Regions from separate parts of the Homo sapiens genome. Here all the other regions are linked to region 1. A link is a loop called in an ENCODE intact Hi-C map of the cell type or tissue named here. Cell type or tissue: PC-3. All regions are shown on one strand. Each heading gives the region's core, and the rest is flanking DNA. Links, peaks and the distances in the headings are about the cores only.

Region 1 (8,386 bases), core at 92-8,091:
TTTAAAATTGTTATGTCCATTTGCTGGATTGACCTCTTTATCATTATATAGTGATCTTCTTTTTCTCTTCTTATGGTTTTTGTCTTGAAGTCTATTTTGTATGATCTAAGTGTGGCTACTCCTGGTCTTTTTTGGTTTCCATTGCACGGAATATCTTTGTCCATCCATTTATTTTTAGTCTATATATATCTTTGTAGGTGAAGTATGATTCTTGTATGCAACAGATCATTTGTGAATCCATTCATCCACTGTCTTCTGATTGGAGAGTTTAATCTATTTACATTAATGTTACTATTAAAAAGAAAAGGCTTACTCCTGCCATCTTCTTATTATTTTGATTGTCTTGCAGCCTTCTCTTCCTTGTTTACTTCCTGTCTTCCTTTTAGTGAAGGTGATATTCTCTGGTGGTATGCTTTCATTTTTTGCTTTTTATTTTTTGTGTATCCATTGTATGTTTTTCAATTTGAGTTTATCATGAGGCTTGCAAATACTATCTTAAAACCCATTATCAGCTGATAACAACTTAACACTGATTGCATAAACAAAGAAACAAACACACAAAAGGTAAACTGATGAAAATGCAAGAGATAAACTTTGTCCCTCCACTTTAAAACTTATGGTTGTTTCTCTTTTTGTGCTGCCTATTTCTTGAAAAATCATAGTTATTATTTTTGATTGGTTTATCATTTAGTCTTTCTACTTAAGAGTAGTTTAAACACCATAATTACAGTGTTATAATACTCTGTGTTTTTCTATCTGCTTACAATTCCCTGTGAGTTTTGTACTCTCAGATGATTTCTTATTACCCATTAACCACTTTTTTTTTTTTTTTTTTTTTTTTTAGGTTGCAGAACTCTCTTTAGCATTTCTTGTAAGACTGGTTTTATGTTTTATGTTCATAAATTTCCTCAGGTTTTGTTTGCCTGGGAAGGTCTTTATTTCTCCTTTATGCTGAAAAACTATTTTCACCAAGTATACTATTCTCGGATAAAAGGTTTTTTTCCTTCAGTGCTTCAAATATGTCAGCCACTTTCTCCTGGCCCATAAATTTTCCACTGAAAAGTCTGCTGCCAGACATTGGAGCTCCAATTTGTGTTATTTTTTCCTTTTCTCTTGCTGAAGATCCTTTTTTAATCCTTGACCTTTGTGAATTTTATTATTAAATGCCTTAAGGTACTCTTCTTTGGGTTAAAACTGCTCAGTGTTCCATAACTTTCTTATACTTGGATATTGATATTTTCCTCTAAGTTTGCAAAATTCTCCGATATTATTCCTCTGTGTATACTTTCTACTCCTCTCTTTCTCTGCCTCCTCTTTAAGGCCAATAACTCTTAGATTTGCCATATTGAGGGTATTTTCTTGACTTTGTAGGCATGCTTCATTCTTTGTATTCTTTTTCACCTCCTCTTACTATGTGTTTTCAAATAGCCTTCTTCAATGTGTCAATTCCATTTTTAACTCTATATTTTCTACCTGATTATTTTTAATTATTTTGATCTCTTTGTAAATTTAACTGGTAGAATTCTGAATTGCCTCTCTGTGTTATCTTGAATTTCTCTGAGTTTCCTCAAAATAGCTATTTTGTATTCTTTTACTGATAGGTCATACATTTCTATTTCTCCAGAATTGGTCCTCGGTGCCTTATTTGTTCATTTGGTGAGGTCATGTTTTCTTGGATGGTGTTGATGCTTGTAGATGTTCATCAGTGTCTGGGTATTGAAGAGTTAGGTATTTATTGTAGTCTTCAACATTTGGGCTAGTTTGTGCCTGTTCTTCTTGTGAAGACTTTCCAGGCAATCAAAGACACTAGGGATCCGTGTCCAATAACACTGTGGTTTTTGCAGACTCGTAGAGGTACCACTTTGGTGGTCTTGTATAAGATTCAGAAGAATTCTCTGGATTACCAGGCAGTGATTCTTATTCTTTTTTCTTACTTTCTCCCAAGGAAACAGTCTTCCCCTCTGTGCTGAACCATCTGGAACTGGAGGTATAGTGATGCAAGATACCTGTGGCCATCAGCTGGGACTTTGCTGGGCCAGACCTGAAGCTAGAACAACACTGTTTCTTGCACAAGGCCCTTCCTTTCATGGTGGTGAGTTTCCCCAGCCCACAGTCATGGCCAGAGATGCTGTCTGGGAGCCAGAAATTGTAGTAGAAAAACCTTAGAAATTTACTCTATGTTCTATTCTACTACAGTTAAGCTGGCACTGAAACCACAATACAAAGTCCTTCCTACTCTTTTCTCCCCTTTCCAAAGGCATAGTAGCCTCTTTCTGTGGCCACCACCATCACTCATCCACAGATTGTTGTGCCAGGCCTCCACTGGTATTCACTAAAATCCCCAAAGCCCTTCTGTCAGCTTGTGGTGAGTGCTGCCAGTCCTTGGACTCAACCTGTAAGCAAATGAGCTCCTGCATAGCCCAGGTCATGTCCAGAAATGCTGCCCAAGTGCCTATCCCTGGACTTGAGTACCCCAGGATCCTGCTTGCTGTTCTTCCCCACTGTGGCTCAGCTGGTACCTAAGGTATAAGACAAAGTCCCCTTTACTTTTCCTTATTTTTCTCAAACAGAAGTCTTTCACTGTCACCACCAGATTTGGGAATGTGGATGGTAACACCTGAAGCCAGCACATCTAAAGCCCAAGGCCCATGTCATATACCCTGGGTTTTGCTACTGGTTGTACAAGTCCCAAGGGCTCCTTGGTCATCAGGTAATAAATCCTGCCAGGACTGTGTCCTTTTCTTTAGGGGAGTAAGTTCCCTTTTGGCCCAGGATTTGTCTAGAAATGTCTGTGATCTAGGGCCTGGAATGTGTCCTCAAAACTCTGCTTGGTGACTTATCCTATTGTGGCTGAGCTGGTATTTAACATGCAAGACAAAGTCCTCTTTACTCTTCACTCCCCTCTCCCTAATCAGAAGGATGGAGTCACTTTCATTGCTGTGTGCTTTACTGCCTGGTTTGGGGGGAAGAATGGCTCAAACAATCCCTTATCCATACCAGCTGGTATGTCCCTAGATCATGGGCCACTCTAGTTCATTGGCTCTAGGCCTAGCTTAGCACTAGGAGTTGCTTACATATTGCAGTCCTTGTGTCCTAGACTATCTTTCAAGTTTAACTAGGGCCACAGAGCACTTCAGCCTGTAGTGGCAAGGCTTGCCAAGAAACTTAAGTTCTGGCCACAAGCATGGGCTATTCCCCACTGGCTAGGTCTGGTCCAAATGTTCCCTTCATGCATGGGCCCTGGCTGAGTCTGGCATGGCTTTATTCTTCACTGTGACTGGGCAGCACTGAGTCCTATGTAAAATCCCCCAGTTGCTGCACTCTCCCTCCCCAAAGCGCATAGATTCTCTCTTCCTGCCACATGGCCACTTCTAAGGGATTGCAATGCCATTGGCAATTCAACCATCTCTCCTGCCCTCCTCAATGTCTCTTTTAGTAATATAAAGTTAAAACCAGGTACTGTGATTGCTCACTTAATTTTTGATTCCTGTGACAGTGCTTTCTTGTGTGTTGATAGTTGTAAAAATTTAGTTTTACAGTGGAAGGTACGAATGATATAGGCTTCTATTCTGCCATCTTGCTTTACTCTCATAATTATACTTTTAATATAGTCTAACAGTAGATGCTAACATGATGATGGAGACATCAGCTAGATGCCAGAATGGAAAGTCCCAGTCATCATTCCTTTAGAGATACTGACTTAACAACAATATATACAATAACTGTATCCCAGGTTAACACAAAGCCTAGAAATGTTGAGACAGGTAACAAGAATCATTTTGCTTTACCATAATTGTTTCTCCCCAAGGTGACATACCTCAACTTAACTCCTGACTTTCTTTTCCTCTGGAGGCAGACGTCGTGAGAAAAGTGGAACATGCATTCAATATTCTGACTTTTGTGGGACTACCCAATATACTTTTTTTTCTTGCATGACTTGGAGTGCTAATGGAAATGTCATGATTTGGATGGCTAGGAGTCATTAACAGAAAGGGAGCATGGAAGTAATTCTCTCTAGCACCAGAGGTTCTGCAATACTGTAGACAGAGGCTGTCAGAGCTTGGCACAATTATAAAAATGTTTCTTAGCCATGGCATTCCCCACAAGGAGAGAGAAGAGTGAAGCATGCATCCCGAGTTCCAGCTTTTTTGAGAGAAGCCTAAAGGACTGGTATCTGTCTCACTATATTTGGGGCACAGATGTGGAACTTGCATACCTTGGATGTCTGGGTTCCACTTAGAACAAAGGAAAGTAGTGTCGCAGTAACTGTAGTGTTAGATACAGACACCAGAGGGAGCTAGAGATTTATAAACAGTGAAAAAAGAAATCAGGAAGCCTCTCTAATTGGGAAATTACACGCAAAAACCCAGAAAAATTGTATCCCTCCAAAAGGTTTCATAGGCACTCAGAATCTCTAGCCAGGTGATTGGTGAAGATATTCTCCTGTATTAAGCCAGTCTGTAGATACCAAAAGATGATTTTTTAACAAATGCACAAAATTCAGGAAAAAATTATAAGGCACATTAAAAATGGAAGTATGCCTCAGGGAAAGGAAACAATAAATCACTAGATATCCCCCCCCAATGGAGAACTATGGATTACCTGAAAATATTCAAAATAATTGTCTTAAAGTAGTTCAATGATCTATATGATAACACAGGTAGACAATAAAAGAAAATTGGGAAAACAATGAATGTACAAAATGAGAATATCAAAAGACGTAAACTATAAAAAAGAATCATAGAAATTCTGAAGCTGAAGAATGCAATAACTGGATTAAAAAATTTACTATAAAGGCTCAACATCAGACTTGATCAAGCATAAGAAAGAATCAGTAAACTTGAGGATCAGTCAATTTTGATTATCTAGTCAGAACAGAAAAAAAAAGAATGAATACAAATAGAAAAAGCCTAAGGGTCTTACAGGTCACACCATCAAGCATACCAATATATGCATGAATGAATTCAGTAAGTCTTAGGTTACAAAGTCAATGTAAACAAATCAGTAACACTGCTACATACAACCACCAACAAAACTGCAAATCAAATCAACAACTCAGCCAGGTGCGTTGGCTCACACCTATAATCTCAGTACTTTGGGAGGCCAAGGCGGATGGATCAAGAGGTCAGGAGATCAAGACCATCCTGGCTAACACGGTGAAAGCCTGTCTCTACTAAAAATACAAAAAATTAGCCAGGCGTGGTGGTGGGTGCCTGTAGTCCCAGCTACTCAGGAGGCTGAGGCAGGAGAATTGCTTGAACCCGGGAGGCAGAGGTTGCAGTGAGTCAAGATCACGCCATTGCACTCCAGCCTGTGCGGCAGAGGGAGACTCCGTCTCAAAAAAAAAAAAAAAAACCACTCAATCCTTTTCTCAATAGCTACAAAAAAATAAAATACCTAGGAATACACTTGACCATGGTGGTGAAAGATCTCCACAAGGACAACTACAAAACAATGTTGAAAAAAATAATAGATTACACAAACAGTTGGAAATACATCCCATGCTCATGAATTGGAAGAATCAATATGATGAAAATGACCATATTGCACCAAGCAATCTACAGATTCAATGCAATTCCCATCAAAATACCAACATCATTTTACTCATTTTACACAGAATTAGAAAAAAAAATCTAAAATTTATATGTAAGCAAAAAAGAGCCTGAATAGCCAAAGCGATCTTAAGCAAAAAGAATCAATCTGGAGGCATCATATTACCCAAGTTCAAATTATACTACAAGAGTATAGTAACCAAAACAGCATGGTTCTGCTGTAAAAGTAAATCCATAGACCCATGGAAAAGGACAGAGAACCCAGGAATAAAGCCAAATACTTACAACCAAATGATATTTCACAAAGCATACAAAAATATAAATTAGGGAAAGGACACCCTACTCAATAAACGGTGCTAGGAAAATTGGATAACCACATGTAGAAGAATGAAACTGAATCCCTCAACTCACCATATATGAAAATTAACTCAAGATGGATCAAAGAGTTAAATGTAAGACCTGAAACAAAAAAAAAAATCCAGAAGAAAACCTAGGAAACACTCTTCTGAACATTGCCCTATGCAAAGAATTTATGATGAAGACCCCAAAAGCAAATGCAACAAAAACAAATACAAGTAAATTGGACCTAATTAAACTAAAAAGCTTCTGCACATCAATATAAAAGATCATTAGAGTAAACAGACAACCCACAGAGTGGGACAAAATATTTGCAAATTATACATCTGACAGAATACTAGTATCCTGAACCTGCAAGGAGCTCAAACAAATCAGCAAGGAAAAAAAAAACAAAACAAAATAATGTCATTAAAAAGTGGGCAAAAAGCATGAGTAGACTTTTCTCAAAAGAAGATGTACAAATGGCCAAATGACATATGAAAAAAATGATTAACATCACTAATCATCAGAGAAATGCAAATTGAAACTACAATGAGATACCACCTTACCCCAACCAGAATGGCCATTATTAAAAAGTCAAAAAACAATAGATGTTGGCATGAATGTAGCGAAAACAAAATACTTATACACTGTTCGTGGGAATGTAAATTAGTACCACCTCTAGGGAAAACAATATGGAGACTTCTCAAAGAACAAAAAGTAGATCTACATTCAAACAAGCAATCCCACTACTTCATATATGCCCAAAGAAAAAGAAGTCATATCACAAAGACACCAGCATTTATATGTTTATCACAGTACAATTTACAATTGCAAAGATATAGAATCAACCTCAGTGCCCATCAACTGATAAGTGAATAAAGAAAATGTATATACACCATGAAGTATTACTCAGCCAGAAAAAAAGAGTGAAACAGTGTCTTTTGCAGCAATTTGGATAGAACTGGAGGCCTTTATTCTAAGTGAAGTAACTCAGAAATGGAAAATCAAATTCTGCATGTTCTCACTTGAAAATGGGAGCTAAGTTATGGGTATGGAAAATCATACAGAGTGATATAATGGAGACTGGATAATCAGAAGTTGGGAGGATGGGAGGAGGGTGAGGGATGAAAAACTACTTATTGGGTACAATGTATAATACTAAGGTAATGACAGGTGCACTAAAATCTGACTTCACCACTCTATAATTCATCAGTCTAACCAAAAACCCCTCATAATCCTAAATCTATAAAATGTCTAGAATAGAATTTTAATGTTCTTGCCACAAAAAAGTGAAAAATTAGTGAGATGGAAAGATTACTTTGAATCGTTCTATAATGTGTACACAGATCAAAACGTCATATTGTACTACATAAATATACATAATTATTATTTGCCAATTATAAATAAATGAATACAATTGAAAAATGCTAAAAAAAAAGAAAATTTCTGACCAATATTTCTGATACCAAAAATCTCCTCAAAATGTTAGCAAATTGAATTCAACAGAAATTTTAAAGATTACATACTGCGATTGAATGGGATTTACCTCTGGAATACATGGATTTATTATTATGATTATTATACTTTAAGTTCTAGGATACATGTGCAACACAACGTGGAGGTTTGTTACATAGGTATACATGTGCCATGTTTGTTTGCTGCACCCATCAACTCGTCATTTACATTATGCATTTCTCCTAATGCTATGCCTCTCCTAGCCCCCCACCCCCCTACAGGCCTCGGTGTGTGATATTCTCCACCCTGTGTCCATGTGTTCTCATTGTTCTGCTCCCAGCTATGAGTGAGAACATGTGGTGTTTGGTTTTTGGTCCTTGTGATAGTTTGCTGAGAATGATGGTTACTGGTTAGTACTTGGATGGGAGGCATGGATGTTTTAACATAAGAAAATCAATCAAAGTACTGACCACATTCATGAGATTAAAAAAAAATGATCATCTTAATTGATGCCGAGAAAGCATTCAACAAAATTCAACACTCTTTCATGATTTTAAAAAACAGAACCAGCTAGGAATAGAAGAAAATTACCTAAACATAATAATGATCATATGCAAAAAGTCCACAGTTAACATCATACTCAGTGGTGAAAAACTGAAAGCTTTTTCTCCAAGTTGAGGAAAAAGGCAATGATGCCTTCTCTTACCATTCCATTCATCATCATACTAGAAGCCATAGCCAGAGTAATTACGCAGCAAATAGACATAAAAGGCATAAAAATTTAAATGACAGAAATAAGATTATCTGTTTTGCATATGATACACTCTTATATGTAGAAACCTTAAATATTCCACAAAATACTCTGTTAGAACTAATAAACAAATTCAGCAAAGTTGCAGGAACAAAATCAACATTGAAAAATTAATTATGTTTCTCTATAGTAACAATAAGCAATCCAAATAGAAAATTCAGAAAATAATTTCACCTACAATAGCATCAAAAAAACACCTGTATGTAGAAATAAACTTAACTAAGAAGCA
Region 2 (8,386 bases), core at 138-8,137, 240 kb after region 1:
ACCCATTTTTATCCACTGATCCCCACATTCTTTATTAAACTTTGCCAATTCTTCTGGAATGTTTTATTAATAAGTTTAATATTCTGCCCTTGCTTCAACGTATAATTTGGCAAAACTTCTAATGAAAAATACTATGCCCCAAAAGTGGAAAGAAAAAAAAAGGAAAATGATAAAAGGTTAAAAGGATGGGGGAGGTGAATTGTCTAGTGTGGGAGAATTATTCCTTGTGAAATTGAAAGTTAACTACAAGTATTTCTCAAAAGTTCAGAGTCTTCAAACAAAACCAATACATTTTGTATTAACATTGAGTGAAGAACCTTGTGACTCTTTGGAGAATAATAAACTTAATTGCAATAGCTTACACTGTGAGCCACATTAGCATTTTAACTCCAAGTCTTAAAAATAGACCATTTATTTTTAAAGGAGAAAGAAAGATAACCAATGTTGAACATGGGCTATGTGCCTGGCATTTTGGCAAGTGTTTTCACATAGGCCCTGTATTTGAACCCTTATGACAAACTGAGTTGGCATTGTTCTCCCCTTTTATAAGGAATCCAAGATTCAGATGTTAGGCAAATTGCTGGAGGTCACATAACTGGTAAATGGTCTAGCCAGGATTTCAACCTAGGTTTACCTGGCTCCAATGCCTGGGATCGCTCAATTCCTCTGGCTTACTTTCTATACTCTACCATTTTTAATAATCACAACAGCCTCATTAGGTAATACTAGCATCCCCATTTCATAGATGAGAAATCCAAGGTTTAAAGAATCAACTACTTATTCATAGAAAGCAGTGAACTTTAGGCCCAAACCCAGCGCTCTTTGATTCCAATATATCAGGATGCTTTTAAAGTGTTATGCTGGTTGTCAAAGTGCCATCAAGACTTCGAGCTGTAATAGTGCTTTGGTTCTTTCTCACCTTTTTTAGGCGCCTTCTTGATACCTTATGCAATTATGTTAGCATTGGCTGGTTTACCTTTGTTCTTTCTGGAGTGTTCACTGGGACAATTTGCTAGCTTAGGTCCAGTTTCAGTTTGGAGGATTCTTCCATTGTTTCAAGGTTGGTATTAAAGCGTTTTCTTGGTATTAAAGCATTTTCTTCACCATGCTTTTTTGTATATTTGTGCATATAGCTACCTTCACTGTGAGGAACAAAAAATTGCTTAAAATTCTGACAATTTAAAGCAAAGAAAACATGCATTATTGTTGTTTTGCTGTACAGTTTGCCACTGCAGAATTTAAAAAATCAAATGTTTTTATTTCTGTTTATCATGGGCTGCAGAAATGGGAAGGATTAGAAAGCACGCTAAAGATGGTTAGAAGGGTGTCATTATTTTCCTATTTTCACCCTGTGAATTCTTTTGGCACATAGTCTCATGCTCTAATTTAAAGGCCCTAACTTTTTTCTACTTCATATGTAGTTTTTGTCTTACTGCCTTTGCATATCTTTTACAATGCCTCATTCAGAAAAGCTGAAGGGTAGGCCACCATTTTTTTTCTTGGATGCTCTTAATAGAATAGGACACTGGTAAAGCTTAAAAATGCCTTGTTATTAAACATCAAACTACCTCTTTTGACTGAAGATTAAATATCATTTTGGTATGTGCTAGCTGCTGAAAATTATTTGTTTTCAATGCAACATCAAAAATAAATTCATAGTGAGGTGAATAGAATATTGTTCTGGAAGAGTGGAGAAACTACCTTAAAAGCTAGTTTTGAGCATTGGAGTTATATTCAGCACGCTAAACTGCATTTTGAAACTACCTAGTTAAGGAAACTTTGGATATTTAAATTCAGATTGTTACTGAATTATTTAATTTTCTTTACACATAGTTGTAGATATATCTACACCATCCCTCCAGGTCATTATTTTAGAGGCTTCATTTTCTACTTCTCAAAATGTTGATTTATAGATGAATATTGTATTGGTCAGTGAGTAAATAAGATACAAGCTTTGAATTTTTTTTGTCTAAAGAATGTCGACTTTGCATGATCTGACAAGAATTTGCAGGCTTAACAAGAAAAAGTAATAAACATGGGTTTTTCTTTATGTGAATTTGATGCGCTTACCACAAGTCTTCTGGCCTTGGCCTTAATACCCTTTCTAATCAACTAAGAAACTGCACCAGCAAGCCAATCATAAAATTAAATTTAAATTTAGAAGAAAATTACTCAGACAGCATTAGCCCCTACTCTCCCAGAAAGAAAAAGGAAAAAAGTAATTTAAAACAGTCTTTATTTATTTAGAGACAGAGTCTCACTCTGATGCCCAGGCTGGAGTGCAGTGGTGGATCTAGGCTCACAGCAACCTCCGCCTCCCAAGGTCAAGCAATTCTCCTGCCTCAGCCTCCCCAGTAGCTGGAACTACAGGCATGCACCACCACGCCTGGCTAATTTTTGTATTTTCAGTAGAGACAGAGTTTTACCATGTTGGCCAGGCTGGTCTCGAACTCCTGACCTCAAGTGATCCACCCTCCTCAGCCTTGAAAAGTACTAGGATTATAGGCATGAGCCACCGCACCCTGCCTGAAACAGTCTTTTTTATTTTAAAATAGATTTTGTGGTAATTGAGATACAGCTTTTTTATGAATTAGCAAAGTAAATTTTACTTGAGTTTGGTTTTTATTTTAATTGTTCTTTTTTTTCCAGGTGTGGGAATTACAATGGTCCTGATCTCCATTTTTGTGACAATCTATTACAATGTCATAATTGCCTATAGTCTTTACTACATGTTTGCTTCTTTTCAAAGTGAACTACCATGGAAAAATTGTTCTTCGTGGTCAGATAAAAACTGTAGCAGATCACCAATAGGTAAAATTTGTCAACACCCAAATAGTTCTTTTATATATATTTTTTATAAGCTTGAAGGGTCAAATCATTCTCTAAGCAACTTAGGTACAATTTTAAATGTTCCAAAGGTCACTGGTGAAAGCAGAAGATAGCATATATAATCAGAAAAATGATTAATACAATGTATTAATCTCTGAGAGCAGTCAGGAAGGCTAAATCATGCCTAAGAGTACTTCTTCCAGGCCTAAGTCTTGGGCAGGAGAGGAGAAACTGAGAAAATGATAAAGGGAGAAAAGTGCTATCTAGGATAGTTGTGTGTGTCTCAGGAGACAGTAGGTGTTGTTCATGTCATATGTTGCTAATCTTTGGGATAACGTACCATCCATGTCATAGACTATTACCATTTTAATTACCTATGTATATCAGAGGATAAATTTATAAATATTTAATGCTTCCGAGAAGTTTAAAGGCCTTAATTTGTCTATATACATAGGTTGGATAGGTAAATCCACATACAAAAGTTTGTTAGAGCACTAAACCTCAACTGAAACAATTGTTACTCTATACCTGTTGTTACTATAAATACAATCACAGCTTAAAAGGGCAGACAGTTTTGTAATCCCTCCTAGTTTAGTAGAAAAGATTTTAAGATGCTGAATGTACATAGCTTATTCCATCTGTAAGATTTCTACTCCACTTTTTTCAAGTAACAATTTTGATGATAATTTAAATATGTTACCATTAAAACATTTTCTAGGAAAGTAATCTTCTAAAACTAAGTACATGTCTGTGTCTATATTTTTTATCCTCTTTAGTAACTCACTGTAATGTGAGTACAGTGAATAAAGGAATACAAGAGATCATCCAAATGAATAAAAGCTGGGTAGACATCAACAATTTTACCTGCATCAACGGCAGTGAAATTTATCAGCCAGGGCAGCTTCCCAGTGAACAATATTGGAAGTAAGTATACTAGATGATTTACTTTTAAGTAGATGTTATCTTAAAATTTGTACAAAACAACAAAACATTAATCATCTCCTTCCTTAACTCACATAAATAGAAAAAGGAAAATCAGGACAAATTATATTTCATTTAACTCAAATGTCTACCTATCCCAGGTGATTAGTAGTTACCTGCAAAATTAGCTCATAGTCAGCAATGTGTCTTTTATAAATTAGTTATTAAATGGGCACAACACTGTAATGATTTATGAGGTGTTTATTAGCTATGATTTAGGAAATTGCTTTGAAGAAAACACATACAAATTTTAGACTACAATGATCAAGTTGTAATGATAAATAGTTGGGTGATGAGTAATATTGCTATTTAAAAAAGTGTAATTCTTCAGCAGTTTTGTTTACAATTGTCATTATATGGTAAGAATAGATATGTAGTGTTATATTTACTTTTATTAATTTCAAACGATCTCTCTACTTACTCTATATCTATCCATTACTCTTACCTAATATTGTTGACTCTACTGCTAAATGACCTCTTCTTCATCCACTGTTAATGACCTTTGTAACTCTTTTAAACTTTGGATCTTCAAATGTTCTCAAACTTCAAGCTTAGAAATAAGATCCATGCATGTACCTAGTGAGAATCTTGGAATTTTACAGAAAGTCTGTGGAAAAGGCGTGAATAACAGGATCATTTGAGTTTGATGATATCTATAAGTATGGAATGAGGAAATATTTAATATAATTGTAAATGTTTTCCTCATTATTTTAACATGAGAAAATACTGTAATAGTAAAATAAAATAATCTGACATAAAGTCAATTTATTTACATAAAGGATCTTGAAACAGAGGAAAGTAATAGCTAAAAGAATCAGTAGATCTTTTATTCTGTGGTTTGAAACTTTGGATTGGCTGTGGTTAACTGAAGTTCAGAGCCTGGCCATTTAATAAACTATCTGTGCCCTTCGTATTGATAGTATCTATCAATAAAGGCTCACCGAACTTTGATATATTAATAAGATACAATATTCATGAAGCTTCGACCTGGATAAATGGTATTACAAAACTCAATGTATTTTCTTTAAGTCAAGTGATTCTGTGATCATAAAATGGCTTATGTGTTTCAGTAAAGTGGCGCTCCAACGGTCAAGTGGAATGAATGAGACTGGAGTAATTGTTTGGTATTTAGCACTTTGTCTTCTTCTGGCTTGGCTCATAGTTGGAGCAGCACTATTTAAAGGAATCAAATCGTCTGGCAAGGTAACTTGAAAAACACATTAGATAGCGATATAGCAGCTTTCCAATTTCATGGTAGTTCAATATCAAGCATTACCAAAAGCATGTTTTTTTTCTATAATGGGAGCATTCAAATGTGTGAAAAGCTTTCTAAATAGTGATTTTAAGCTCTAAGTAAATACATAGGATCTCTGTTATTGCTAAATACAAAACAAACAAACAAAATAAAAACTGGTACTAGAGGTGCACATTTCCTAAAAACATGGACCCTTTTAGCTGATAGAGCATTCTGAAGCTTAAGAGTATATTATTAAATTTTCTATCCTACTATATAAAGAAGCATCTTGAATGGAATCATACATTGCAATGTATGGTTTGGAAAGTCTAGATCCTTGTTCTATAGAGTAATAGTATCAGGAATCCCCTAGTCGGAGAGAGAGAGAGAGAGAGAGAGAGAGAGAGAGAGAGAGAGAGAGAGAAATGTGTGTGTTTGTGTGTATGTGTGTGTGTGTGAGTGTGTATGTATATATACACACAAACTATATATTCATTCTCTTAAAGATTGCCAAAATGGACACAGAACTTTTTCTCTCAGTGAAAGGGCCTCTTCTGAAAAACATTCTGTTATATTTTCCCACTTCATTGTTTACTTTTATAAACTTGCAGAGAGAATAATGGTAATTTAAGAAAACAACATGAAATTTTCTCTGTGAACAGTTACACAATACCCAGAAAAAATGTCTATGTGTTTTTAACTAGTCAATGGATATTTCCCTAAAGGTGGAGGACAAGAATAACTGGGGATCTTGTCTTTGTATTCTCAGTACAATATCTAGCACGTTCTGTTAATGTTAAGTTGTGATGAGACATGCTGTTACATCACAAAAATACTGTGAATATCACAAATCCAGGGAAAACTTTCCAAAATGTTTTAGTTGCACATTTTTTAAACCCTTGGTTTCCTTTTGATGTTAATATTGAAAGAGTCCATTAAAGGCCATTTACCCAGGCGATTAATTTTTATTGGTCTCTGAATGACTTGTTTAAACCATTTCCTTGGATGTATTATAAAACATAGGACATCTATGGATCAAGGAAATCATCCTCATTAAGGCAAAGCTGGTCTCAAAGGCAATCTGCTCATCTGGAACCATGTGTTATCTAGTACAGAAGCAGAGCACTTGTATGTATGCTATCAAACTCTCTTAATGGTAGCTGTAAGGATAACAGTAACAAGTGTCCAGTATTCACTTCAATATGCTTTTCTGGGATTTGAACATCTGCTAGGAAATATTTTCCTTTTCTTTGAAGACTGAATATATATTAACCAATGCAGGGTTTAAATCATTTCTCTCCTCACCTCAATGCAGTAATTTACTGAGAGAAGACATTCAGTCTCCTCAGACATGTATAAAGATATATTTATCAGAGCAATACATTTAGATCCCAAGTTATCACTGCTGATGTATTATTTATTTACAGAATAAACCTGGGAAATGTGGATTAACACATCAAATTATTTTTGAAATGGATCATTTGAGAGTAGTGAGGACACAAATAAGAAATTATGCTAACTTTGGTATATCATCAGACCCTATGAAATCCCCTGTACTTTATTTAATTAATCTCAACTGGCTAATAATTTTACTTGTATACAGTTATACACCATGATTTTAAAAATAATTTACTAATTTTTGGTTACTTTTCTTGGTAGGTGGTATATTTTACAGCTCTTTTCCCCTATGTGGTCCTACTCATCCTGTTAGTACGAGGTGCAACTCTGGAGGGTGCTTCAAAAGGCATTTCATACTATATTGGAGCCCAGTCAAATTTTACAAAACTTAAGGAAGCTGAGGTGAGTCTTAATTTGGATTTCAAATTATCTGAGGAGGTAAATCTTAAAAGTAAATGCCAAACATCTTTGGTTCCATATGAATATCATAATGTAATAGCTTGCAAAATAATATACAGTTAAATTTATTAGTTTCTATCCACTAGGATGTCTGACTTAGCTAATATTTAACCTGCCATTAATATTCTTTTATTGATGGTGAGATAATTTTTAGAAATAGGATTTTTAAAGTCATTTTTTATTCATATAAACTGAATCTATTTGACCAACAAAATTTCAGGCTTATTAATCTGAAAAACAATATTTCATGCATAAATACCCGCAAGTTGATGATTGGGGCTATGTGATTTATTGGATAAACTCAGACTAGCTTTAGAGATTACTGTTGAAAGTTTAATAGTCTAATATACATTTTAGTTTTCTTCAAAATTTAATATTTGCAAAATATTATCAAATTTTGTCTAGTGAATTGTGAAGTTAAAACATAAATTTGACAATGGATTAAGCATTCCAAAATTGTTACTTATACCAAAAACTTAAACGTGTGCCATGAATAAGAATTGGGTAACCCTATTTCAACTTTGCCTTCAGATAATGGCTGAATGTATCACTGGCATGTAACATCTTTTAAAATTTGACTGCTGAGAGTATTAACAGTAAGTGTACTACAGATAGTATGCTTCTATTAGTATGGTCTAGAATGCTTTCACTTCTTTTTTTTTTTTTCTTTTTTTTTTGAGACAGAGTCTCACTCTGTTGCCCAGGTTGGAGTGCAATGGCACAATCTCTGCTCACTGCAAACTGCCTCCCAGGTTCAAGCAATTCTCCTGATTCAGCCGCCCAAGTAGCTGGGATTACAGGCATATGCCACTGCACCTGGCTACTTTTTTGTATTTTTAGTAGAGATAGGGTTTCATCATGTTGGCCAGCCTGGTCTCAAGCTCCTGACCTCAGGCGATCCACCCGCCTTGGCCTCCCAAAGTGCTGGGATTACAGGTGTGAGCCACCGCACCTGGCCCTTTCACTTTTTTACTAGTCACATCACATTCTTAGCACACATTAAGCTTCTGTTCAACTAAAAACCTGTAATTTTATGTTGAAATCAAGAGAGACTATGTTAATATTATCTGCCATACTACTAATACTATTCAAAATGGATATTAGTTTGCTATAGTATTCTTCATGAAACTCATGCTAATTTCCAGCCATTGCTGTCTTCTTTTCTAAATACTTACAAGAGGATGTGTAATTATTTCTTGTAAAGATTTTTTGTAAGCAGTGCCAAATTTATTAGCTTTTAGTTGTGGAAATCTGTCATTAATTTACAATTACCTTTCTGAAAACTGAAATGCCAATCTTTGGTCTTTGGTTACCTTTTTTTGTGCTCAATAATTTCCACTCAATGATTAATCACATAGCTTTAACTTATTTTATATCTATGGAATTTTCTTATTATAGTCTTGGAGATTAATATACTTTGATGTGTCCACAGGACATCTTAATTTGTTTCTTCATTTATCTTGGGCCTCACTCTTTTTATCCCTG
Region 3 (8,386 bases), core at 323-8,322, 150 kb after region 1:
CTAAAAGCATATCATATCTTAACTCCCCGATGAAGCTGGAAAACATTACTTAACTTCTCCATCCATGCCTTAGTTTCTTCATCTTTACAATTGGAAAAATTATAATATACACCTCAAAGGGTAGTTTAAGAATAGAAGAAATTAATCATGCATATGTAAAATTCTTAGAAGATCCCTGACATGAGGCGAATGATCTTTAAATATTATTTATTATTTTAAAAAATCAACTACCTGTCCACATATATTCCCCTTTTTCTATTTTTTTAATTAAAATATTTTATCTGTCATGAATATCACTTATTTCCTCCATTCTGTAATTTGACCTTTATTTTTGATTATGGTATATACATTTTGAGTTTTACATTGACATTTACATTTTTGATCCATTTGGTATTTATTTTGGCGTAAGACACTTGTTAAATACATAGCTGTATTTTTTCTCACAAAGGCAGTCAGCTCTTCCAACATAATTTATTTGACATTCCACCATTTATCCACTGATTTTAATTAACATGTCCGAGACTAAATACCTATGCCATTTACATTTATTTCTGTACCCTCTCTTGTGTTTCACCACTGTGTCCGTCCCTTAATCACAGTATAAAAATGTTTTAATTACTGTAGCTTTATGATACATTTTAGATAAGGTAAGTTTAGCCTTTACTATCCTGGGTATTTTCTTGGGTATAATCATGTACTTTTTTTTAACCTGCAGAACCAGCTTACCTAGTTCCAAAAATATGCTCTCAGTATTTGTATTGAGATTCTTTTAGGAGATTTTATTTCCTGTTCATAAACAAGACATATCGTTAAATTTATTTATATTTATCCACAAACAAGGTATATATTGATTAAGTTATTTTTATGTTTTTAATAGGACTTAAACTTTTCTTCCTTGTGCACTTGTTATTTTTCCTAGAAGTTTTATCTTTTGCTTTTTAATTGCCTACATAGCTATGTGTATATTCCTTTTCTCATTCCTTACTTTGCATATTTGATATTTTTGTATAATATACTTGACTAGGCTAGCGAGAGCATTATACATTTTACTGGAATTTTCACAGAACTACATATTATAGTACTTATTGTTTTTTTCTGCTCTCTAAATCATATGTTTATGATTTAATCTTTTCTAAGTATTTCTGTTTTCCTTGGATCTGTTTTGTCTTTTGTTTGCTCTTTTGAGTTCGGGTCTAGGTAATATGTTGTTACTCTTAATAGTTAATACAAAGAGCATTTATAAATATAAATTATTGTAAGTATAGCTTGTAAGTAGTATTTTTTCTTTTCCCCTTTGAGCAATAAGTTATTTAAAAGTTTATTATTTTCATAATTCAATTTTCTAGAATTTTTGTTTATTTTCATTTTTATTGCTTTGTGGTCAGATAATGTGATCTGTATATTTTGTGTTTTAGGAAAATAGTCATAGTCTAATCAATCAGAAAGAAGTTGCACTTTTATTCTGTAAGGTACAATGTTCTATATCTAATAAATAATCTTATTAGTGTTCTTATTTATATTATTTACTCTTGTTTAATTCTTTTTTTTTATGAGACAGACTCTCACCATGTTGCCTAGGCTACAGTGCAGTTGTCATAGCTCATGGCAGCCTTGAGCCCCTGGACTCAAGTGATTCCCCAGCCTCAGCCTCATGAGTAGCTCAAACTACAGGCACAATACATCACACTGGCGAATTTTTAAAAATTTTTTGTAGAGACAGGGTCCCGCTGTGTTGCCAAGGCTGGACTCAAATTCCTGGCCTCAAGCAATCCTCTTTCCTTGGTCTCCCAAAGTGCCGAGATTACAGGCAAGAGCAACCACACCCAGCCTTGTTTATTTCTTGTGCATTTGAGAGACGTGATTTAAAAATCTGATTCTACCATGTACTGTTTTGTAGCATTGGGCAAATTACATAATCTTTTTCTAACTCATTATTAAATTGAGCCCAGCTCATGTTATGTTTGAAGGTTATGAAGGCCGCAGAGTTTAATGTACATTGTGTATACATCATATAAAGTGTTTTGCATGCTGCTTAAAACACAGTAAATAATTTTATCTAAAAATTATTTGCTCATCTTTTTTGTCACTGTCTTATTTTGATTTTTAACCCAATGTGAAGATCTTTGTTCTTTAATAGATTAATTTTTTTCAGTGTTATTTTCATTTTAATGGACTCCTCCTTCCTTCCTTCCTTCTTTCCTTCCTTCCTTCCTTCTGAAACTCATTTTCTCTTTATACTATTTTCTATATTTTACCACATAGAATATGTTGTGTATCTTGTCCAAGATCACACAGCACATGGTAGATTCAGGATTTCAATCCATGTCTTCCTGAATACAAATCCCACACTATTTCCAAAAGTCCAAATAGCTTCATAATAATAATGACTTCTTAGAGTTATAAGGAGGAACAAATAAAATTAGGTTTGCAAGTGGCCTAGCACAGTGCCGTGTTTGTTTCTTCTTTCTTCTCTTTTTTTACTATTGTGCCCTACAATGACAACCCATAGTTTTAAGAGCCTCTCTAAGGTATAGCATGGTGAACAATGCCACTGCTTTTCAATTCTCTTTCTTGACCCCAGAGTTTTCAGCGATAGCCTATCACTTAACAAATACAGATGGGAAATTAGTTCATCCCTGAATTATAAATTTCTTTGTTTTTATTGCCATATTTCATCAATTCTGAAATGCGTATTTTTTAGATTTTAATAGCTTTTATATTAGAATGGACCTTATAATTAGTGGTGTCTTACAACTACAATTGGAAGTGTTTTTCCTTTCTTTCTTAGTGGCACTTTGAATGATAATGTGTTTTAGAATCAATGTCTGTTTAGATTCAATGAAATATGATATGAACAAGTCAATACATTATAGATATGTAACATATTTTATGAAGTTTAGCCCCTCTCTAGAAGATATCTTAAAATTATATAAATAAAATTATGTGTGAAATCATTTTATTGGTGAGGAAACTGAGACCTTTTTTCTACGTTCATACAGTCTCTGACTGTCTCTTCTGAGCATTGCTGAATTTAATTATTTCCTGTCCCTACTTACTGACACTTTTTCATTCATTTCTCTCTATCTCATACATGAATTCAGTCCACCACTTACTTTTATATTATTTCCTGTCAATTCTATTAGTATATGGATTTCTAGTCTATCCCGAATGAATATTTACAAAGCTTCTTCATAAAGTACAAAGGGGCATACAAAATTAACATAATGACAGACAGAAAGTCATTAATCACATTTTTATTTTTTATGCTTCTGACCTTTTCAATCTCCTTAGCACATATTCAAAACTCTCTGAACATAGTAGGTGCTCAGTAAAATCTTGTCAATAAGAAGCCAGGATCTATAGCTACTTTTCTCTCTCCCTGCTAAACTAATGACAGAAAGCAGTACCAAGCATAGTGTGCGTAGCACACCTTAGTCATCCAATAAATGATAATTACTCTAGTTTCTCTTCATATCGCATAAATCTTTCACCTTTTACCAATAAATGATAATTCCTTTCTTTCATTTTCTAAGCAACTTTATCTATATAACAGTTTATAGCTATGGACTCAGGACTAATATTGGCTTCCACCTTAGTGGTGCATATAAAAAGAGTCCTTGGTCAGATACTTTATATATACATCAGATTTATAACTTCCTGACTTATAGAATATTAGAATAAGAAGAGAATATGAAAGATCATTTGGTCCAATGTCCTCACTGTATAGGTGCTTATATCTTGATCTAATTAGCCCATTTTTCTTAATTCCAGTTATTCAGCATTTAGAAATCCCACTTCTCCCAAACCACCTGAAATTCTATGGTACTCAATTTCCTAACCTCGAAAGCGTGACTTTTCTGTTTTACAAACATTGACTGAATACCTGTATCAGTGTGTTATAGAAGATAAAACAACAAGTTCTGGCCTTAAGAAGAACTGTATAACTTTTGGCAAGGAAGATAAACTCTCAGAGTATCCGTTCCCTACTCTGAAAAATTAGTATAACAACACCCCTCTCTTGTGGTTGTTACAAGCTCACATTTATAAAACAAATCACAGGCTGCTAGCAATAAATGCACATTTGCACTCTACTCCTCTTCCCCCTAAACTCCAGGCTTTTCTGAGCTCTAGTTAACTGTTTAATTTTTTTTTTTCTCTCCTTATATGTTAGTCAAAGTCTCTAACAACGACTGGTTTGGAGCACTGTCTTCTGCTTTCTATCAGGTAATCACAGAGGGCGATTGTACTGTGGGAGAAAAGCCTTGAAGTAATGCTACCAAGTGAGGTGTGCCAATATTAGTTTTGGAGTGACTGAGGAAGTGAGAGATAAGGATGCAGTTGGGAAATAACAGACTCCTTATAAGTAGCATTATTGTAGCCAAAACACTATTGCATTCAAAGCCACTTGTTTACTTATTCTTCCATTTGCCACTTCATAGGTTTAAAACAGCAGTTTTCACATTGTGTTCTGAGAAGGCATGGGGGTCTCTGAAGCCTTTTCAGGGGATCTGCAATGTCATTCCTTTTCCACATACATATCTATGTGAGGCTGAATTTTCTTCATATACTTCAACCAAACAACTGATTGAATGCAACAGCTGATACAAAAATCCAGCTGTCTATATAAAAAAGAGTAGCAAAAATGTGAAACAATGTCATTCTTTCCACTTTTTTCAGTTTTTAAAGTATAGTCACATTTCATGAAAAAGTAATTTATATTAATAGGTTTATTTTTTAAGTGAATTAAGAAATAAATATCTTTTGAAAATTTCCGAGTTTAAATTTCTAATATGGCAAATATTTATAGATATAAACCACATAAAACCAAAAGAGCATTTTAGAGTTCTCAATAATTTTTAAAGTATAAAGAGGTCCTGAGACCGAAATATTGACAACCACTTGTCTAGATGAAATAAATTAACTTATAACATTACAGATCTTTCACAAATTCCTCTATAACAGGGATCAGCAAACTACTGACCACAGGCCAAATACAGACTTCCCTTTGTTTTCGTAAATAAAGTCTAATTGAAACACAATCACAGCCATTTTTTATATATTGTTTATGGCTGCTTCAGTGCTATAATGGTAGAGTTGCATCATTGAGACAGACTATACTGACATAGAGATGAAAATATTTACTATCTGGCTCCTTACAGAAAAAGTTTGCTGATCCCTCTCTATAATATAGAATAGCTGTGTCCAATTATTTAAAGTAAGATGCATTTCTCTTATTTGATTCAAATATTCCTGTTACCAATACATCCCAAATCAATCCTGATAATCAGCGGAGAAATAGATGACATATCTGTATTGCACATAACTGCTCAGTAAATATTTATCAAAAATCCACCAAGTTCCAGGTATTATGCTTAGAAATGGGGATATAATGTTGAATAATACAGACATTGACTTATTTTTGTGGAAATTATATCATGTTTATTCAGGCTCAATTTTTCTTTGTTTCTTAAGATTAAACACCTCCTAACTTGAATACACCACGGATTTATAAAACTTATCTAGAATAGAGACATAGGCAACTGTCAGAAGTATGCAGCTTTTCTCATATTTGAGAATGCCCGTTCAAATAGAAGTCCAAAAGTTATTAAATTTGAATTTGAAGAACATATGACTTTTTTTAATTTTTAATTTTAATTTTTGTGAGTACATAGTAGATACATATATTTCTCAGATACATTACATGGTTTCATACAGGCATCCAATATGAAATAAGCACATCATGGAGAATGGGGTGTTAAGCCCCTCAAGCATTTATCCTTTGAGTTACAAACAATCCAGTTACACTCTTTAAGTTATTTAAAAATGTACAGTTAAGTTATTATTGACTATAGTAACCCTCTTGTGCTATTAATTACTAGGTCTTATTGATTATTTCTAAGTATCTTTTGTACCATTAACCATCCCCACGTCCCCCTCACACCTCCCCACTACCTTTCTCCAGTCTCTGGTAACCATCCTTCTACTCTTTATGTACATGAGTTCAATTGTTTTGATTTTTAGATCCCACAAATAAGTAAGAACATTCTGTACCTGGCTTATTTCACATAGCATAGTGACCTCCAGTTAAATTCATGTTGTTGCAAATGACAGTATCTCATTCTTTTTTATGGGTGAATAGTACTCCATTGTGTATAAGTACTATAATTTCTTTATTCATTAATCTGCACAACAAAGGAAACAATCCATAAAAGTGAAGAGACAGCCCACAGAATGGGAGAAAATATTTTCAAACTACACATCTGACAAGGGATTAACAATCAGAATATATAAGGAGCTCAAATGACTCTATAGGAAAACATCTATAATCCAGTCAATAAATGGGCAAAAGATTTGAATATATATTTCTCAAAAGAAGACATACAAATGGCAAACAGGTACATCAAAACGTGCTCAACATCACTGGTCATCTGAGAAATGCAAATCAAAACCACAATGTGATGTTATCTCACCCCAGTTAACATCCTTATATTCAAAAGACAGGTAATAACAAATGCTGGTGAGAAAAGGCAACACTTGTACACTGTTGGTGAGAATGTAAATTAGTACAACCACTATGAAGAACAGTCTGGAGGTTCCTCAAAATCTAAAAATTGAGCTGCCATATGATCAAGCAATCCCACTGCTGGGTATATACTCAAAAGAAAGGAAATCAGTATATTGGAGCGATATCGGCACTCCCATGTTTGTTGCAGCACTGTTTACAACAGCCAAAATTTGGAAGCAACATATAACATTTAGATCAATTGGGGATGAGAAGGAAACATGTGCTAGGAGGATTCAGTAATATCCATTTATTAGTTCAACAAGGATTTATTACAAAACTATTATGTACTGGACTGTGTCTTGATATATGACTCCCATCCTCTATGCCCACCAAGTAATTACTGTTCATCATGTCATGATTATAATAAGAGAGAAAGGATTATTTTTATTATTATATTGGGATGCTATTATTTCTGAATATTAGCTCTTCAATAAGCTGCGTAGATTGCCATGGAAAAAATATGGTTAGTTTTTTTACTTACTCAGTGGTCAGAATAAGAGGACAATGATTTCTTAAAAATTATTTTAGATTTGGGCATACATGTGATGATTTGTTACATATATAAACGTGTCATGGGGGTTTGTTATACATATTATTTTATCACCCAGGTACTAAGCTCATTACCTAATAATTATCTTTTCTGCTCCTCTCTCTCCTCCCATTCTCCCCCTTCAAATAGATCCCAGTTTCTGTGGTTTCCTTCTTTGTGTTCATAAGTTCTTAGCATTTAGGTCTCACTTATAAGTGAGAACATGCAGTATTTGGTTTTCTGTTCCTGAGGTAATTTGCTAAGGATAATAGCCTCCAGCTCCATCCACACTCCCGCAAAGGACATGATCTCATTCTTTTTTATGAAGGACAATTATTTTATTTTATATCTCATTTCTTGAATTTCAAAGCTGGGCTTCAGTTACAGAAAAACACCATATAGCCAGAGGTATTTAGAGTTAGAAGAGATTCAACTTATTCAAATCTGAAATTGAGGAGCTGAGAGGTTAAGTGGTTTCCCTAAGATGACATAGCTAGTTTGTGGAAGACTGGGAACTAGAACCCCAGACATTGGCTTTTTCCATTGAGCCACACTACTCTCTGTCTTTTCTAAAGTGTTTGCTGTGAAGGAGACACAAATATTACATGTTATCTACTGTCTTGCTAGGACAAAAACATGAAATTAAAATCCATTCATGATGAGATCATGTCTCTGAAGGATTCAGAATAATTATTTGGTATAGTCATTTATATGGTGTATTAGTCCATTCTCATGCTGCTATAAGGACATACTCAAGACTGGGTAATTTACAAAGGAAAGAGGTTTAATTGACTCACAGTTCCACGTGGCTAGGGAGGCTTCAGGAAACTTACAATCATGGTGGAAGGGGAAGCAAACACATCCTTCTTCACAAGGCAGCAGGAGAGAGAAGAATGAGTCCCCAGTGAAGGGCACTCATTTTATAAGGGGGAAGTCCCTTATAGAAACATCAGATCTTGTGAGAACTCACTCACTATCACAAGAACAGCATGGCAGAAACCACCCCCCTGATTCAATTTATCTGCACGTGGTCCCTCCCATGACACGTGGGGGTTATGGGAACTACAATTCAAGATGAGATTTGGGTGAAAACACTGTCAGACCATATCATATGGGAAGTTCATTCCCAGAGCAATGACAAGGAGAGGCAAAAGTAATAATTGTTTTATGGATTGGAATAATTGAAGGAAGAAAGGTGAGGCAAGCAGGAGCTATGTTACTAAAAAAAAAAAAAAGAACCGTGAGCAAATGACCAGTAAATCAGCTAGCTGTAACACTCTCTTTTTGTGTTT
Region 4 (8,386 bases), core at 160-8,159, 250 kb after region 1:
TCTATGAAATTTGAAAACTGATTCTAAAGTTTATTTGAAAAAGAAAAAGGCCAAAACCCCAAGGTGTATCTGAAGTGAAGAGGACTTGTCCTATCAGATATGAAACAATATTTATAATGCTGTACTAATTAAAATAGTGAGGTGTTAGCATAGGTATAAATATATAGACCAGTGGAACAGGATAATAGTCTCAGAAATAAATTCAAAAACAAATGGAACTTGGTATGTGGCAGAGGTGGCAATGCAGATCAATAAGGGAAGGGATGATAATCCAATTGATAGAATTGACATCCAATTGATATCTAATTGATTTAATTGATAATATCAATTATCCTTGAACAATTGATATCCCATTTAGGAAACAACATCAGTTGGAAATTTCACATATCATTCACATATCACATATATTGATATGCACAATATCCATTTTAGGTGAACTGAAAATTTAACAATATAGGCAAAACTTGAATTCCTTTAGAAGAAAATACAGAATAGTACCTTTATAACCTTGGGCTTAGCCGTTTTTTAAAAGTAATAGAGATCAAGGATAATACCTATAGTCAAAGATGGATACCTTCAGCTACAGTAAACCAACAACAAAAACTTTGGTTCATCAAAGGACACAATGTTAAAAGGTAAACAAAATTAACCTACAAATTTTGGAGGAAAAAAAATCAACATATATAATAGTCAAAAGATTAGATTCCAAATTACATCAAGAATTTTAAAAACCGAGTAAGACAGCCCAAACCCAAAACTGGCAAAAGACATGACCAGGAATTTCACAGAAAAAAACAAATCATATGGAAAATGAAGTGTTTGCAAGTAGGCGGAGGAATGGGAACCCTCACAGCCAGCTGGTGGGAGTGCAAAATGGTACAACCCTTTAAAGAACAATTTGGCAAGATTTAGTAGAAGGGAGGAATACATATACTTTTCGACATCACAGTTACACACCTACATATGGGGAATGTACAAGAATGTTCACAGCTCCATAATAGCAACATACTGAATGATCTAAATGTCCATCAACAGGAGAAATGATAAATTGTGACATATGCAGTGTGGCAATAAAGAAGTGGAAAAAGGCCAGGCGCGGTTGCTCACGCCTGTAATCCCAGCACTTTGGGAGGCCAAGGTGGTCAGATCACCTGAGGTCAGGAATTTGAGACCAGTCTGGCCAACATGGTGAAACTCCGTCTCTACTAAAAATACAAAAAAATTAGCTGGATGTGATGGTGCATGCCTGTAATCCCAGCTACTTGGGAGGCTGAGGCACAAGAATTGCTTGAACCTGTCAGGCAGAGATTACAGTGAGCCAAGATTTCACCACTGCACTCCAGCCTGGATGACAGAGCGAGACTCTGTCTCAAAAACAAAAACAAACAAACAAAAAAGAAGTGGAAAAGAATGATTAAAACTACATATATTTAATTTAACCAAATAAATTTGCTTATATTCTTTCACTTTTGAATTACAAAGTGGACATTTTATATAGTTCAACTTGATGATGGATAAATTTCACAATACCTAATAAAAAATGGCACGTTGTATATGTTTACGTGCATTAAGATAACTTTTCTATAAATTCCAAAACAAAACATTCAAATCTAAGTGTAAAGAAGAACAAAGAAATTATGAGCACAGAAGTCAGGATAGCAATTGCCACTGGTGGGTAGAAGGGTGACAATGATGAGGGAGGGGTACAAAAAGGATTTAAGAGACTGCAACATTTTATTTCTTAAGCTGAGTAGTGGGCATTTGGGTGTTCATTTCATTGTTATTAATAATATATTCATTTGCTTATGTGAAATATTTACACAAATAAAAAATTGAGTATATGTTTTAAAATATTAAATTATTTTCTCTTATAGGTATGGAAAGATGCTGCCACTCAGATATTTTACTCCCTTTCAGTGGCTTGGGGTGGCTTAGTTGCTCTATCATCTTACAATAAGTTCAAAAACAACTGCTTCTCTGATGCCATTGTGGTTTGTTTGACAAACTGTCTCACTAGCGTGTTTGCTGGATTTGCTATTTTTTCTATATTGGGACACATGGCCCATATATCTGGAAAGGAAGTTTCTCAAGTTGTAAAATCAGGTATATAATACTATATATTATCAACTTTGATTAATTCAATGTATCTCACTTATGAAACTCCAATAGAATTTATAGAAATTTACTTGACACAGTCATGATTTAGAATATTGAATTTTCTTCCTCATTTCATCTTATATAATTTTGTTGCTGTAACAATATAATAATTCTTAGATTATCCATGTAAACAAGAGTATATTAAGGAAATATTGCTGAAGAAGATAGGATGTTTAATTTTGTTTAGTCCTTGCTAAGCACTTTCCATGCATTATAAAAGAAAGAAAATGTGTATACAAATTTCCTCTGTACAATTATACTATTGGGTTTGAATTTTTAAAACACATGAACATCATATAGGTGAGAGAGTCAAGTGACTTTGAGTTTCCACTTGTGTCTAGCTTTAAAGGAATCTTAGTGAACTCCCTAACTTTACGGATATTAGCTAGGGATGCTTAATTATCTGGCTACAGATTCTGGGGGAAAATACTAGGGTTGTTTTAAGTAGGGATGCTTCATTAAAATTTTGTTTATGTTTTTAGTATCATATGATGGAAAGACTGGTGATTCATAACAGAATGTCAAGGATCTTGTAGATTATCTAGTGTCCAGCTCCTCATTTACAGAGAAGTGGATTGATACACAGTAATGTCATATATGTCTTGCAGAAGGTCAAATATTTAGGAAGTGATAGAGCCTAGACTAAAAGCTAATTTTCATGAATCCCAAGTTAGTCCTCCGGGAGGTCGAAGAAACTTAAAACTACTTAAAACTGAGGATCACATAATAGAACTGGCACAAAATTGAAAAGCATTCTAAAGGTAACATCAAATGGAAAACAAGATTTAATTTATAGTTTCATTACATACGATTTTGCATATATGCATATAGTGATTCTGGGTAAACATTTGGAGAGAAGGTTAAAAACAAAAGTTAGTTCGTAAATGTATCTTTCTTTAACAGTGCAATTCTTTTAGAGCATCTAGGCTAAGATAATGTGAACTAATTTACGTTTCTGGAATTTAAGATAGTTTTTATTCTTTGTCAATCTTAAAAAATAAGATAAGTTAAATAAAACTATTAAAAGAATTAAAATTTCTTATGTGAGAAATGTACCATTTACATTACAGTCTATTTGCTAACTTAATTCATGTCACATGTTCACATTATCACATCACAAAACAACCAAATTCAATATTGTAAAAAGGGAATGTGAAATAGTTGGTAAAAAAATTTATGTCATGGATTGTGTTGCCAAATAAGATGAGATTTTTCTAATATCTTATGTTTTAAATGTTTAAATATGTGAATATTCTTGGTAACTAATTTATAATATCATACATGTTTCGTAGGTTTTGATTTGGCATTCATTGCCTATCCAGAGGCTCTAGCCCAACTCCCAGGTGGTCCATTTTGGTCCATATTATTTTTTTTCATGCTTTTAACTTTGGGTCTCGATTCTCAGTTTGCTTCGATTGGTAAGTAATACTTCCAGTGGTAACATATTCCTCTTATATTTCTTTTGCATTTCCTCTACTTGAAAACAAGGTGCTTTTATTACCCCTATTACCCCCTCTAGCTGTTAATCTCAGAATGATCTTTCTGAAAGTTGCTTTAAATAAAATTTAAATACAGAAAAATACTTGACACTCAAAAGGAATACACATTAATATTTTATCATACTTGTTTCAGATATTTTAAGAAAATAAACTGTTACAGGTGAATTTGAAGTCCTCTTTCTTTTCCTAATACAATCACATTTTTTTCTAGAAGCAACTCTTACCATAGATTGTGTATGTTATTCTATCCATGTTTATATACATTTTATATGTCTGTACATATCATATACATTTTTAAATTTGCACATAAATGTGAAGTTTCAGAGCATGCATATGACTCTGAAAGTTGTTTTTGCATTGATTATGAATCCCATTGATACACAGGCATATAGATCTAGTTAAATCACAATCTCTTTGTTGCCATAATAATGGGCATATGAATGATATACAATTTTTTAAAAATTACACACACTGCTGCAATGATCATCCTTGCACATACTTCTATGCACACGTAGGGATTTACCTAGGTTACATGACTAGAGAAATTCTGAAACAATTTTCATCCTACCACTCTCTCACACAATATTTTCAGTTTACTCTGTTTATAGGATAAAATCTAGACTTTTCTGGTTGACTTTCAAAGTCCTTGAAAATCTCAAACATATTTTCTGATATTTTCATTCTCACATCCTTCTACTCTTAGCCAGTTCCCTATTTCATGAACACATTTATCTCTTAACCTAGAATCCTTTCTGTTTCCACACCACTGATTCAAATATTTACCTTATTTAAAAGTCCTACTAGAATTCTTCCTTTTAGACTAATTCAGTTCACAGGGGACTGTTACCTTACAGTTGTTATCGATGAAAAATCATATAAAGCAGACTAAAAACAGCAAATAGCGCTGCATTTGATTTTCATCAGAACCAAGTGGTGACTGCCAAAAGAAAAAACCCTGTGGGTTTTTAAAAGCAGGGAACAGGGCTCAGAGTCTATTTTCAACATATATTTGTAAATTTGATTAACATACATTGAATTCTGTGATTAACAGTATTGGCAAATAAGTTGACATATAACATGTCATTTCTCCCCCTCTGAAGAAACGATCACAACAACAATTCAAGATTTATTTCCCAAAGTGATGAAGAAAATGAGGGTTCCCATAACTTTGGGCTGCTGCTTGGTTTTGTTTCTCCTTGGTCTCGTCTGTGTGACTCAGGTATACTACAGCATTTTTTTTCATAGAAACATATTAGTTGGAACATACTTTATAACCTAACTAAAGAAACCAAAGCTTAAGAGGATGCTTAGTGACAAGTCCAGGTCTGACTTGGATCAAGGTTTTCTGGGTTTTAGCCCATTTTTCTCCATTATTACTTTTATAGAAAGTCTATTTTGCAGATGAGGAGGCCGAATAATGGACAGTTACTTCAGTTACAATAAGATTACAGACTTTAAACACATACTACATTTCTCACAGCCACTTCAGAACATACAGACATTGCATACCATTCTGATAATCAACAAATTTAAGTGCTTATTTTCTTTCCAGTGACTCAGTATAGATTGAAAGATTCTTGAGATATTTAAAGTCACATTTGAGTTTACATTTGAAACATTGCTTTTCGCATTTTAGCAGAAGGGAAACTAAGGAGCATATGTCAAGATCAAATAAATAGATTCAATTTGAATATCCCATCAATCATAAAAACAATTAAAATATACTTAGAAGTAATTAACATTTTTTTGGTAGGCTGGAATTTACTGGGTTCATCTGATTGACCACTTCTGTGCTGGATGGGGCATTTTAATTGCAGCTATACTGGAGCTAGTTGGAATCATCTGGATTTATGGTAAATAGTAACTATAAAATTATTTTCCAGTTTTATTAAAATAGTTTAGTTTGATTCATTTTCATTATATTTACCTAATTATACTATTAATTTTTATACTATTATAATAGCAAAGTACAATATACTGCACAACATTATGTTATGTAAAAATATAATTACAGGTGTATGATTCATTGTTGTGGTAGAGAAAAATGTTTAGACACAGAAAGATAATTGATGCCATAATGGTTACTGGAAGAAAATATTAGCAAGCACTCAATGTACTCTTTGTTTTCTTTAGGAGGGAACAGATTCATTGAGGATACAGAAATGATGATTGGAGCAAAGAGGTGGATATTCTGGCTATGGTGGAGAGCTTGCTGGTTTGTAATTACGCCTATCCTTTTGATTGTAAGTAATAATACACCATGAACTTGATTTCGATAATACATATGTTCTAAGATAAACTTAATAATTCACATTGAAGACAAAAGGCAAATTAATTTTATAAAGGAATGATTTTCAAGTTTTGCAGTATTTATGGCTGGTGCCTCCAAGTTGCCTAAATTAAAATGCCTTTGCAGTATTATTTTGAGGCCATCAGTTTAAACATTTACCATTTGAGAAAATAAACAGGTTCGTATAGATGTAAAAGTTATCAGTAATTTAAAATTTATCAATACAAAAAATGAAAATAAAACATGAATTTGCTCATTCCCTAAAAAAATATGTTGAGCCATCAATAATATTCCTAACCTCTCTGCCAGGCACAGAAAAAACAAAGATGCATAAGGCCCAGATCCTCTCTTCAAAGAATTCAGTTTAAATATACTGACTGCTGAGAAACAACAGTCATATTTTAATTCATATTTTATCTCTTAATGAGGGAGGTATTTGGCAGATGATAGTAAAAGAAACTTACCTGTGTCAATAAGGGCAATGGTTTATGTCAATAAATTCAACAATTAATACTATTTAGAAGCTGAGGTAAAGCAAAAGTATGTCTTACTCGAGAGACATAACTTATCAACTTAAAATGTTCAAATAACATTTCAGGACAGTAAATGGCTGAGCACCAAAATAAACACTACACTGGAGGGAGAATGATTATGGACTAGAAATAATGGTGGTGGGGTGAGGCAGTGTCAAAGCTTCATAGATTTATTTTGGTTTTCATTGCCTTCATGCTTCAAAGGTTTTCCTAGAAAAGACCATTAAGTAATTCTATGCAGGATTTCCTTCAAATCTAAAGTACCACATTTGTTTGTAGAGAGGATTACATTTTTTTTTTTAACATTATGAGATCACTTTCAAAAGCTGAGCAGTTTGGAACGAGATCATGGTGAATTAAAATATTTGGATATTCCATATTTTTGCTAAATGATTTTGAAAATGACACTAAATATTTTTATTTGACAAGTCTCCATAATAAAGTAAGCCCCCTTGTCAACTTAGAAGGTCTAGCTGGATCACTTAACAAGCTAATATTCAATGATTACATAAGTTTGACACCTGAATTTAATTTAAAATGCAAAAGTATTAGATATGAAATGATTTACATTGCCATCTATTTTTTATAAAGTCATGTGTATTGGACTCCACTATCCCTCATCCATTCTTTTGTAGTTATGTACATTCATAGTAACTGTAAAGTATATTTAAATTACTGTAATTAAATTAATGGAGCTAAGCCATTTAATTTTAAAATTAAACATAGATCTATTTATTGTTTTCTCGCTGATTTTAATAAAACAAAAACAGCTAAATTTAAGGAAGCTCCTTAATAATTATTGGGTTTTGTTTTGTTTTGCTTTACCAATTTCTAATTAATTAGTTTTAATGCTTCAACATTTCGGGTTTATTTTAACTTGGCCTTATAATGTGTTCATCTTTAACATTCAGATTTGACTGTATTGCCTAAGCAGATATTGAGGGTTTTTTTGTTTGTTTTTTGTTTTTCCCTCAGTAAGATGCTGGAAGTGAAATGTGCTTTGGTAAATGCTCACCAATAATGTGTGTAAATGCATGTGTGTTTTTGATGTGTCAAAAGGGGATCTTTGTGCAGTGGGAAAGAATAGAAGCAATTCCTAAGCAAGGAGAAAAGCATGCCCACTAAGGTGTACTTCACATTCTCATTGTATTAATCTATATGCTGGCATGTAGATTTAATCTATGGCATAGAATAAAACCATGCTATTATAAATCAAAGTGAAAAGCTCAATAACAGAAAATTTCAGATATTATTTTACTTTCAATCTGATATATGGTCAAGTATTTTATTGAAATATATGTTGAACAAGTATTTGGATTTATAAATATATGATGGTATTAATTTTGGAAAAATTTATTCAAAGTAAAAATAAAAGTTATATATTTTGGTTCATTCCATATTGTTATCTTCTGGCTTGTTACCTGATTATTTCAATTATTTGAATATATTTTCATATTAACTATTTTTGATAAATCACATCTGAGGAACAGAATCAAATTGCTAATCATCAGTGCAATAAAGTCTAATCTTTAGCTTTGTCTTTGCATATTTAACTTTGACAGGCAATATTTATCTGGTCATTGGTGCAATTTCATAGACCTAATTATGGCGCAATTCCATACCCTGACTGGGGAGTTGCTTTAGGCTGGTGTATGATTGTTTTCTGCATTATTTGGATTCCAATTATGGCTATCATAAAAATAATTCAGGCTAAAGGAAACATCTTTCAAGTGAGTGCATTAAAATTGTTTATACTTTACACAAAGTAGTTATGATCAAAATGGAGATTAATTTACTCACATGGTAGTAATATGAGATTGTATGAAATACAATTAATTACTCCTTCCTCTTGGCTACTTCTATACCTGACACAGTCATCTGTTACTAGTGCACAACATGGTATTTTA

The links. Hi-C counts contacts between places; a loop is a spot of excess contacts. Peaks named below come from ENCODE experiments on the same cell type or tissue, not always from the same donor. Only the 100,000 strongest peaks of a DNase experiment are listed, where the experiment ranks them.
Region 2: a loop joins it to region 1, with 7 times the contacts of the local background. A loop is called at or near these places in 7 of 110 quality-filtered maps.
Region 3: it touches region 1 in a loop (15-fold over the local background); 3 of 110 quality-filtered maps call a loop at or near these places.
Region 4: a loop joins it to region 1, with 11 times the contacts of the local background. A loop is called at or near these places in 7 of 110 quality-filtered maps.

Annotation. Positions count from the first base shown.
Region 1 is chrX:116,200,858-116,209,243 of GRCh38, forward strand. No RefSeq gene overlaps it. Among named protein-coding and RNA genes, the nearest start is that of AGTR2, 34 kb to the left of the region's middle. In PC-3, for the core only: CTCF peaks have their summits at 4,282 (motif pointing right) and 4,486; a DNase peak (open chromatin) is centred at 4,284; H3K27ac peaks cover 668 bases.
Region 2 is chrX:116,440,038-116,448,423 of GRCh38, forward strand. It overlaps SLC6A14 (solute carrier family 6 member 14), which reads left to right. Exons shown (of 14, transcript NM_007231.5): 3 at 929-1,060; 4 at 2,650-2,811; 5 at 3,606-3,753; 6 at 4,881-5,013; 7 at 6,704-6,844. Among named protein-coding and RNA genes, the nearest start is that of SLC6A14, 7.6 kb to the left of the region's middle. In PC-3, for the core only: no CTCF peak of the experiment used is centred there; no DNase peak of the experiment used is centred there.
Region 3 is chrX:116,353,210-116,361,595 of GRCh38, forward strand. No RefSeq gene overlaps it. Among named protein-coding and RNA genes, the nearest start is that of SLC6A14, 79 kb to the right of the region's middle. In PC-3, for the core only: no CTCF peak of the experiment used is centred there; no DNase peak of the experiment used is centred there.
Region 4 is chrX:116,449,568-116,457,953 of GRCh38, forward strand. SLC6A14 (solute carrier family 6 member 14) reads left to right here. Exons shown (of 14, transcript NM_007231.5): 8 at 1,875-2,103; 9 at 3,450-3,575; 10 at 4,757-4,875; 11 at 5,410-5,509; 12 at 5,790-5,899; 13 at 8,042-8,209. Among named protein-coding and RNA genes, the nearest start is that of CT83, 9.2 kb to the right of the region's middle. In PC-3, for the core only: a CTCF peak has its summit at 3,660; no DNase peak of the experiment used is centred there.